2 separate regions of the Homo sapiens genome follow, and region 2 is linked to region 1. The links are chromatin loops, found by intact Hi-C in ENCODE. Cell type or tissue: HepG2. All regions are shown on one strand. Each heading gives the region's core, and the rest is flanking DNA. Links, peaks and the distances in the headings are about the cores only. Region 1 holds the start of PCDHB2 (protocadherin beta 2). Region 2 holds the start of PCDHB6 (protocadherin beta 6).

The links. A loop is a pair of places that touch in the nucleus more often than their neighbours do. Peaks named below come from ENCODE experiments on the same cell type or tissue, not always from the same donor. Only the 100,000 strongest peaks of a DNase experiment are listed, where the experiment ranks them.
Region 2: a loop joins it to region 1, with 5 times the contacts of the local background. A loop is called at or near these places in 2 of 110 quality-filtered maps.

The regions. Positions count from the first base shown.
Region 1 is chr5:141,091,067-141,096,453 of GRCh38, forward strand. PCDHB2 (protocadherin beta 2) reads left to right here and starts at 3,549. Exons shown (of 1, transcript NM_018936.4): 1 at 3,549-5,387. The coding sequence starts at 3,725. It also overlaps PCDHB@. In HepG2, for the core only: a CTCF peak has its summit at 3,501; a DNase peak (open chromatin) is centred at 3,535; H3K4me3 peaks cover 1,110 bases.
Region 2 is chr5:141,146,752-141,152,138 of GRCh38, forward strand. It overlaps PCDHB6 (protocadherin beta 6), which reads left to right and starts at 3,306. Exons shown (of 1, transcript NM_018939.4): 1 at 3,306-5,387. The coding sequence starts at 3,507. It also overlaps PCDHB@. In HepG2, for the core only: a CTCF peak has its summit at 3,250; a DNase peak (open chromatin) is centred at 3,260; H3K4me3 peaks cover 436 bases; H3K27me3 peaks cover 1,048 bases.

The DNA of each region.
Region 1 (5,387 bases), core at 381-5,380:
ATGACAGATACTCAAACAATGTGTTCTTATTTAGTTTTTGAATGGCTGTACTTTTGTAATAAGACTGTAATGACTTGCTTTCATTTTTGGTATGTTTTTGAAAATATTTTTCTATTCCTGTATATGAAATTATTTGTGTAACATTTTAATATGTTAGATTTTATTAAATGAATCTTCAAAATTATGAAAGTGACTCCTAGGATAATGTCTCTGCTTGTGCAGCATATGAAAAGTAAAGCGAAACCTAAGAAATTAAACCTACTGTAATAACATAATTTTTAAATTATGCAATAGATTCCCCTCATTATAATATAAATAATTACTATATGTAAACATATTTCATTCAGACTTATAAATATGCTATAAATTATAATCTAATATATATGATTCCTTATTAAAGGAGATTAAGAAAATAAGAGCATTTGTAAAGAAGGAAGGTGTATTCTCATCAAGGTTTAAGAAAATAAATGATTTAAAATAGCATAGCGGATATAATGCATTTAAAGCTGGAAACCTATATACGAATATAAAATATTGGTGTTGGTTATATAATCTTTGAAAAAGAGAAACTTACTTCTATTTCTAGGTGTGTTAATAGCATTGAAATGAAAGATGGGTAAAACCTTCTGAATTGTGAGGACACATGACAACATGAGAGGTTTTAAAATTTTTTTCACAATAAAACCTAATGTGTTCTTGGTTATTGTATCCTCTGAAATATCTTAGATATTAAGTTTTCTATTCTCCAGCTTGTGAGAAGAGATTATGTTATTTTCTTCATATTACCTATTTTCCTCTCCTTTATGTTATCCCAAATTAACCATAACTGCTTTAGTTCAGAAAACCTGTCCAAAGGAAATAGCCATATACCTGGTTAAATATAAAATTTCGAGTAACCTACCAGTTATAATTTGCCTGTATGATATAACTGATCTTCACTACATCTATTTCGGACCCTAATCAGGTTTTGCAGATTATATAAAAAGCTGTTTTTAAAGACTTGGACCTTGGGTGTTATTCACCTCAATGAATTTGTTTAATGCTCAATGTCAATGAATTAACATATTTTGAATTATTATAACATCCATATAAAAGTAATAATCATGGAAAGCAAAAAATAATATCAACAGGTAGAGATAGGCATTTGTTTTCTAAATGTTAAGAAAAGGAACCTGTGATTATCCTTTTTTTAGCCAGTTACAAGATGATAAATGAGAGCTTTTTAAAATATTATGCTATTGTTACATTTAATAAATCATCCAGTCCAGTTTTCTGAAAATACAGGGGATAGAAGAACAGGTTAAATGATACCATGAGGAAACAATCAAATTTGGAATGTAGGACATCCTACAAAACAACTAGTCTGGACACTTCAGAAATCTAATGTCATTAAAGATGGGGGAGTATTCTAGAGTAAATAGATCTAATAGCCAAATACAATTATCAAAGTTGGTTGAAAAAGTTTCTAAGACATTCCTTATAACAAATAGTTAAAAAAGTAAGTGCATTTGTCAAAGGAACTTGAGTGAGTGTGAATTCTTATCAAAATTGAGGAAAAGATAATGGAAAGACAGTGAAATTTGATTGGGGCTGGATTTTAGATAACTGTAGAATTTTTTTAAATTTTCTTAGGTATGATAGAACCATTATGATTATATGAGATAATATTATAATTATGTGATACCTGCTGAAATATTTAGAGGTGAAATATGATGTCTGCAAGTTACTTTCATATAAGTCATCAGAAAAGCGGGTGTGTGTACAGAATAAGATAGAACAAATATGGTAAAATATAAACAATTGTTAAGTTTGGATGGAGGTTAGAGTTGTAGTTTATGTATAGTTCTTTTAACTGTTCTATATATTTAATTTTTTTCTTCATCCCCCAATTTTTTAACCCAATGGATCTTTTAGAGACACATCCTAATATTTATTATTATTATTATTATTTTGAGATGGAGTCTCGCTTTGTCACCAGGCTTGGAGTGCAATGGCATGATCTCAGCTCACTGCAATCTCCGCCTCCCGGGTTCAAGTGATTCTCCTGCCTCACCCTCCCAAGTAGCTGGGATTACAGGCACCCATCACCATGCCTGGCTCATTTTTTTTGTATTTTTAGTAGAGATGGGGTTTCACCAGGTTGGCCAGGATGGTCTTGATCTCTTGACCTCGTGATCTGCCTGCCTCGGCCTCCCAAAGTAAAATTATTTTTTAAAGCAGCCTTAGAGTTTACAGAAAATTGAGCAAATAGTACAAACAGTTCCCCTCACATACCGATTTTCTCCCACTCAAAGTTTCCCTGTTATCAAAATCTTGCATTACTGTGGTACATTTGTTACAATTGATGAGCCAATACTGGTAAATTATTAACTAAATTTCATAGTTTAGTGTTCACTCTTTGTGTTGTATAGTTCTGTGGATTTTGACAACGGCATAATGTCATGTATCTACCATTGTAGTATCGTAAAGTACCCCATGTTTAACCTCTTCATCCCCCTCCCTCTTCTTCCTAGCTATCACTTGTCTTTTAAATGTCTCTATAATTTGGCCTTTTTCAGAGTATCATGTAATTTGAATTATACAGTATCATTGCCTTTTCAGACTGGATTCTTTCACTGAGAAATATGCATTTAAGTTTCCTTCATGTCATTCTGTGGCTTGATAACTTCTTTATATTAACATTAAAAAAGAAACAAAAAGACAAAATTAAAAAACCTAACAACAAACAATGACATATATACCCTGTTTGGAAGCAGATTGAAGAAACCATCACTGAAAAGACATTTTTAAAGATAATTGGGGAAACTGGAATATTTACTGGCTATTTAATATTATGAAATTGCTCTTTGCTAGATGTGGTAATTGAATTGAGGTTATGTTGAAAGTTCTCCTAGGCATTAGAAAGGAAAATAATATTGATACATTTACAATAAGGAAATATCTGGCTGCTCTTGGAGAGTTTCATGAGGCTCAGACACATCAAAGTTCAGGAAAATGTGAAGTGGGAGCAGTGCAAAGAAAGAAATATGAGTAAGGAGACTATTTCAGTGCCCATTAAAATACTCTTATTTGGATTCTGTGCTTTTCCTGGGTCTCTGTTTTTCAGCTGGGTTTGAGTGTGATGATGGTAATCTAACCACCACTGAGTTGCACACATGCCCAAACTCTGAATAAAAATAGAACTTTCTTAGTCTAAGCCTTCTTTCCGAAGCATGCTAGGACTGAGATCACTCCCTTCCAGGTTCTGAAATTTATTTTTTCCAGTTTGAAAAAAAAAAAAAGCTTGGATTTGTGAGGGAAGTGAAGATTTATTTATTCTTGCCCTGTCTCTATGGGTGCAATGAAGAGCCTTTCGAAACGCCAATAAGACTTCGGTACACTGAGAGACACTACTTGAAAATACTCAATTTCGATTGCCATCAGCCTGAAAGAAAGCACTGGGATTTTCTTAAAGTTTAGGAGAAAATAAATACTCGGAAGAGACGCGGGGTGGCGCTGCAGCCTTAGAAGTAGCAGAAACAAAGCACCCAGCCGACGCTCCCTTACCCAGATACTCAGCTAAAGAAGCAGCAAGCAGGAAGAGGAGGCTTTCTAAGGCGGTCGCTCCGGGAAATCCGGGCCCTAGGATTGTCCACTCATCCCAGTATCAGCGAGATACGGGGAGATAGAGTTAGCGACAACGTGAGCCAGAGCTGGAGCACGTTTGGTGAGAGACCAGAAAGCAATGGAGGCCGGAGAGGGGAAGGAGCGCGTTCCGAAACAAAGGCAAGTCCTGATATTCTTTGTTTTGCTGGGCATAGCTCAGGCTAGTTGCCAGCCTAGGCACTATTCAGTGGCCGAGGAAACGGAGAGTGGCTCCTTTGTGGCCAATTTGTTAAAAGACCTGGGGCTGGAGATAGGAGAACTTGCTGTGAGGGGGGCCAGGGTCGTTTCCAAAGGAAAAAAAATGCATTTGCAGTTCGATAGGCAGACCGGGGATTTGTTGTTAAATGAGAAATTGGACCGGGAGGAGCTGTGCGGCCCCACAGAGCCCTGTGTCCTACCTTTCCAGGTGTTACTAGAAAATCCCTTGCAGTTTTTTCAGGCGGAGCTACGGATTAGGGACGTAAATGATCATTCCCCAGTTTTCCTAGACAAAGAAATACTTTTGAAAATTCCAGAAAGTATCACTCCTGGAACTACTTTCTTAATAGAACGTGCCCAGGACTTGGATGTAGGAACCAACAGTCTCCAAAATTACACAATCAGTCCCAATTTCCACTTTCATCTTAATTTACAAGACAGTCTCGATGGCATAATATTACCACAGCTGGTGCTGAACAGAGCCCTGGATCGCGAGGAGCAGCCTGAGATCAGGTTAACCCTCACAGCGCTAGATGGCGGGAGTCCACCCAGGTCCGGCACGGCCCTGGTACGGATTGAAGTTGTGGACATCAATGACAACGTCCCAGAGTTTGCAAAGCTGCTCTATGAGGTGCAGATCCCGGAGGACAGCCCCGTTGGATCCCAGGTTGCCATCGTCTCTGCCAGGGATTTAGACATTGGAACTAATGGAGAAATATCTTATGCATTTTCCCAAGCATCTGAAGACATTCGCAAAACGTTTCGATTAAGTGCAAAATCGGGAGAACTGCTTTTAAGACAGAAACTGGATTTCGAATCCATCCAGACATACACAGTAAATATTCAGGCGACAGATGGTGGGGGCCTATCTGGAACTTGTGTGGTATTTGTCCAAGTGATGGATTTGAATGACAATCCTCCGGAACTAACTATGTCGACACTTATCAATCAGATCCCAGAAAACTTGCAGGACACCCTCATTGCTGTATTCAGCGTTTCAGATCCTGACTCCGGAGACAACGGAAGGATGGTGTGCTCCATCCAAGATGATCTTCCTTTTTTCTTGAAACCTTCTGTTGAGAACTTTTACACTCTGGTGATAAGCACGGCCCTGGACCGGGAGACCAGATCCGAATACAACATCACCATCACCGTCACCGACTTCGGGACACCCAGGCTGAAAACCGAGCACAACATAACCGTGCTGGTCTCCGACGTCAATGACAACGCCCCCGCCTTCACCCAAACCTCCTACACCCTGTTCGTCCGCGAGAACAACAGCCCCGCCCTGCACATCGGCAGCGTCAGCGCCACAGACAGAGACTCGGGCACCAACGCCCAGGTCACCTACTCGCTGCTGCCGCCCCAGGACCCGCACCTGCCCCTCGCCTCCCTGGTCTCCATCAACGCGGACAACGGCCACCTGTTCGCTCTCCAGTCGCTGGACTACGAGGCCCTGCAGGCGTTCGAGTTCCGCGTGGGCGCCGCAGACCGCGGCTCCCCGGCGTTGAGCAGCGAGGCGCTGGTGCGCGTGCTGGTGCTGG
Region 2 (5,387 bases), core at 388-5,387, 56 kb after region 1:
CACCAGTTTATCAGTTTCAAGCTTCTACCTCGAGAATCTAGAAAAAGATGAGGAAAATAAACCCAAAGCATTCAGAAATAAGGAAATAACAAAGATAATAGAAGAAATCAAGAAAATTCAAAGCAAATAGAGAAAGCAATAAAGAAACAAAGAACTGGTTCTTTGAAAAACATTTTAAAAAATGACAAACCTCTAGCAATACTGACAAAAAGTCTTACCCAATCATTTCAGATTTCAAATGTGATTTAGTATCAAATCCTTTATATTTTCAACTTCCTTGCAACATATCTCCTGTTAATTGAGTTTCTTTAAGTGATTGCTTATATATCATCTCTAACTTTTCCCTGTATTACTATGTTTTTCTTTCTATATAACTAAAGAAGAGTTTTAAGAGATTCAATTTGTCCTTGAAGGTCTTTTCCTTTCTCTTTTGATAAACTTGAATAATTTTTTAAAATTATAATGGGATTAACTGAAACATAAAATGGAAATCAGCTTGATCAGCTATGTAGTACAGGTACAGGTTGGGCATCCCTAATCCAAAAATCCAAAAATAGGAACTGCTCCAAAACCCAAAACTTTTTGAGCCAACCTGATGCCACAAGTAGAAAATTCCACACATAAGTACGTAATGCAAACTTTGTTTCATGCACAAAATTGTTTAAAAATATTAAGCAAAATTACCTTCAGCCTATTTGTATAAGATGTATATGAAACTTAAATGAATTTCATGTTTAGACTTGGTTTTCATTACCAAGATATCCCGGTATGTACATGCAAATATTCTAATATCTAAAAAATCTGAAATCTGAAACACTTCTGGTCTCAAGCATTTTGGACAAGGGCTGTTCAACCTGTCATTACAGGCTAACTAAATAAAATTAATTTTAACATACTTTACAATGTTCAGTCAGTTGAAATACTATTTCAGCTTGCTGGTAACAGTCCAGCTAAATTAATCTATCACTTCACTTTAGCATACATGAGCATAAAGAATATGGGGCATGGTGCTTTTTCACATTGTCTACTTTTCCATCATGTGTCCAGATGAGACCAAGGTTTTGCTCCCCAGTTAACAAAACTGAGCTTCAAAATATGATTAAGATGATTTCCAGTGAATGATGAAAATGTTCCGTATCTTGAAAAAAGTGTGAGTTACACACATGAATCCATTTGTTAAAATGGTACAGTTAAGATTGGTGCATTTCAATTTCTGTAAACATTGCCTTAAGAAAAGAACTATACAAAAGTAATCATTAAGCGGGAAGCAGAGAATGGAGAGAAAGGTATAGACAAAACAAGACAACAGAATGTTGTGAAACTGATTGTGTACAGAGGCTTATTCTGTTTACTTTGTATATGTTAGAATTTTTCCATAATAAAAATTTTAAGTTAATGAGTCCTTGTGAGAACATGTTTACGAATGCAAACTTAATTCAACTCTACTCTAGTCAATCAAATCAAAGCAAAAGAGGGCAACACAGAGAAACATTCTCCTGAAACAATCTAACGTAATCCATTTTCTATAAAAAGGCAGTTTCTTGATAGACCCAACTGATATCTTTTTGGGGTACTTTGAGCTATTATCCTCTTTCTATATAACTACCAATGTTATCAAAGACATTTCAAGGATCTAAATGGAGTTTGACAAATACTGTACTGCTGATAAATTTGCTCTGACGTAAAAAAATAATTCAACAACCTATATTCGAGGATGCCTGGTGGTGCTTCAGAGAAACAGAGTGAATAAAAGACTTTGTGGATGCCGTTAAGCTGGAATCAGAACTCAGAATGCTCACCGAAAGAAGGAAGCATTTAAGATTGAGCAGGAAATAATGGCCTTGTTTCAGCAAAGAGATGACACCAGTCCAATATGTTTATTATTGTTGGTTTATTTCATAATTTCATTTTGTTACATTCTCAAGGAACAGTGTGTTCCCAGTAGCATCTATCAAGTGAACCCTGGAGGCTGGTCACATTCATAATCTTTTGTTTTTCTGGCTACATAGAGGTGATTTTGAACTACAAGATCATCTCAGCTATTCAGAGTTTAGATTTTATTTAGCCTTATTTGTTTTGCCTAGCATTTATGTATTTGAAAATATCTTGATTTTTAATCTTCTATCACCTTGGCCCTTACCTGAAGTGAACTTTGTTTGAACTCAATTGATTTCACCTCTCAATAAATATGAAATTAATCTGAAATGAATTGAATTGTTTGGCATATTTTACCTCTTCTATGTGCACTAATCTATTTCACACATTTTCAGTTTGTTTAGAGATACATGTTCCAATGTATCTGAGTAGAAACTAGTGAGATGGGAATGGATATAGCCATAATATTCCATCATTGAATTCCATGGCATTCACTCAAATGTAACTCACCTGTTTTAACAGTACCTTAATTTGGCCTGTATTTATTGGACTTGGTGTTCTTTTTGCTGTGAGAAGACGGTGAAGGTGATTCTTGAATGTTTGTTTTCTGTGTTGCATCATGTTTGTACAACACGGTAATATATTTGGACCTTGATTAAATAATGTAAGAGGGGAATTTGATCAAAAAATAAAATGCACAAGACTGTTAAAACAATGTCTAATTCTATCCATGCAAAAATGGAGTAGAATCCTAAAATGCTTATGACAACTACTTGATTGCTTCTAGTCCCTCTTTTAAATACTTTAATTTACTTAGATACATGTATCATACGTACTTCTTGGCCTCAGTTTTCCTCCTAATAGCCTAATTGTTCTTTTTACTGTGCAGGCATAACTATATAACAAAGTAGGTTTTTTTTTTCATGCCATTTATGAGTCATATAATTTAGATAATTTATTGTTTATTTTACCATTATTGTTGCTAACAAACTTCGTTGTTTTGCATTGTTTGTTGGGACAATTAAATAGTGTACCTCTTGGACTAATAGATTAAATAGTTCATCAGAGATAAATTGCACTGCTGAAGCATCAAAGGAGAAAGACTGAAGTGTAGAATCTGCACTTCAATCTTTCTCCTTAATTAGCACCACCAGGGAATTTGATTCAAGTTCTAGAGGGGAGTGAACCCAGGAATTGGCTTAAAAACAAAAACATACACACAAAAAAACCAACGCTCGCAAGCAATTATTTATGCATGCGGTCCACGCACTCAGTTTGAGAAACACTGACTCGACTTAAAAGTCTTTATAATGCTCAGATTTCTGAAATGCTATTGACCTGAAAACATCTCATGAAGTTATTAGTTTGAACGCGTGGTGGCGGTACAAGCTAAGAGAGTGAATGAAAGCTCTGCAGACTCGGTGGACTCCGTTTCATCCAGAAGCCAAGTAAAAATACAGACCACGTTTACAGCTAAAGCTGAGATAGATGTGTCCGGGAAGGCAGTCGTCGCCAGACAAGTTGTAAGAACGAATTTAAAAATCTCTGCAAAGACATCCGAGAGGGTCGACGGTAGATGTGGTGATTGGGAGCTGAAAAGGATTTTTCTTCCGTATTCAGACATAATAGACATGATGCAAACTAAAGTACAGAACAAGAAAAGGCAAGTGGCTTTCTTCATTTTATTGATGCTTTGGGGAGAGGTGGGTTCTGAATCGATTCAGTATTCCGTATTGGAGGAGACAGAAAGTGGCACGTTTGTGGCCAACTTGACAAAGGACCTGGGACTGAGGGTGGGGGAGCTGGCTTCGCGGGGCGCTCGGGTTGTTTTCAAAGGGAACAGACAACATTTGCAGTTTGATCCACAGACCCATGATTTACTGCTAAATGAAAAACTGGACCGGGAGGAGCTGTGTGGCTCCACTGAGCCGTGTGTGCTACCTTTCCAAGTGTTACTGGAAAACCCCTTGCAGTTTTTTCAGGCTTCCTTGCGAGTCAGAGATATAAATGACCACGCCCCGGAATTCCCTGCCAGAGAAATGCTCCTGAAAATATCAGAAATTACTATGCCAGGAAAGATATTTCCTTTGAAAATGGCACACGATTTAGACACCGGCAGCAACGGCCTTCAGAGGTACACAATCAGCTCCAACCCTCACTTCCACGTTCTCACCCGCAATCGCAGCGAAGGCAGGAAGTTCCCGGAGCTGGTGCTAGACAAACCGTTGGACCGCGAGGAGCAGCCCCAACTCAGGCTAACGCTGATCGCGCTGGATGGCGGGTCTCCGCCCCGGTCAGGGACCTCCGAGATTCAGATCCAGGTTTTGGACATCAATGACAACGTCCCCGAGTTTGCTCAGGAGCTCTATGAAGCACAAGTCCCTGAGAACAACCCCCTCGGCTCTCTGGTTATTACCGTCTCAGCCAGAGATTTAGATGCAGGATCGTTTGGGAAGGTATCTTACGCCCTGTTTCAAGTCGATGACGTCAACCAACCCTTCGAAATAAACGCAATCACAGGAGAAATTCGGCTGAGAAAGGCTTTGGATTTTGAGGAAATTCAGTCTTATGACGTGGATGTTGAGGCTACAGATGGTGGAGGCCTATCAGGAAAATGCTCTTTAGTCGTCAGGGTCCTGGACGTGAATGACAATGCCCCTGAACTCACCATGTCGTTCTTCATCAGCCTCATCCCAGAAAACTTACCAGAGATCACAGTGGCAGTTTTCAGTGTTTCAGATGCAGACTCTGGACATAACCAACAGGTTATTTGTTCAATAGAGAACAATCTCCCCTTTCTACTAAGACCTTCCGTGGAGAATTTCTACACCCTGGTAACAGAAGGCGCGCTGGACAGAGAGAGCAGAGCCGAGTACAACATCACTATCACGGTCACTGATTTGGGGACACCAAGGCTGAAAACCCAGCAGAGCATAACTGTGCAGGTCTCCGACGTCAATGACAACGCCCCCGCCTTCACCCAAACCTCCTACACCCTGTTCGTCCGCGAGAACAACAGCCCCGCCCTGCACATCGGCAGCGTCAGCGCCACAGACAGAGACTCAGGCATCAACGCCCAGGTCACCTACTCGCTGCTGCCGCCCCAGGACCCGCACCTGCCCCTCTCTTCCCTGGTCTCCATCAACGCGGACAACGGCCACCTGTTTGCCCTCAGGTCGCTGGACTACGAGGCCCTGCAGTCTTTCGAGTTCCGCGTGGGCGCCACAGACCGCGGCTCCCCGGCGTTGAGCAGCGAGGCGCTGGTGCGCTTGCTGGTGCTGGACGCCAACGACAACTCGCCCTTCGTGTTGTACCCGCTGCAGAACGGCTCCGCGCCCTGCACCGAGCTGGTGCCCCGGGCGGCCGAGCCGGGCTACCTGGTGACCAAGGTGGTGGCGGTGGACGGCGACTCGGGCCAGAACGCCTGGCTGTCGTACCAGCTGCTCAAGGCCACGGAGCTCGGTCTGTTCGGCGTGTGGGCGCACAATGGCGAGGTGCGCACCGCCAGGCTG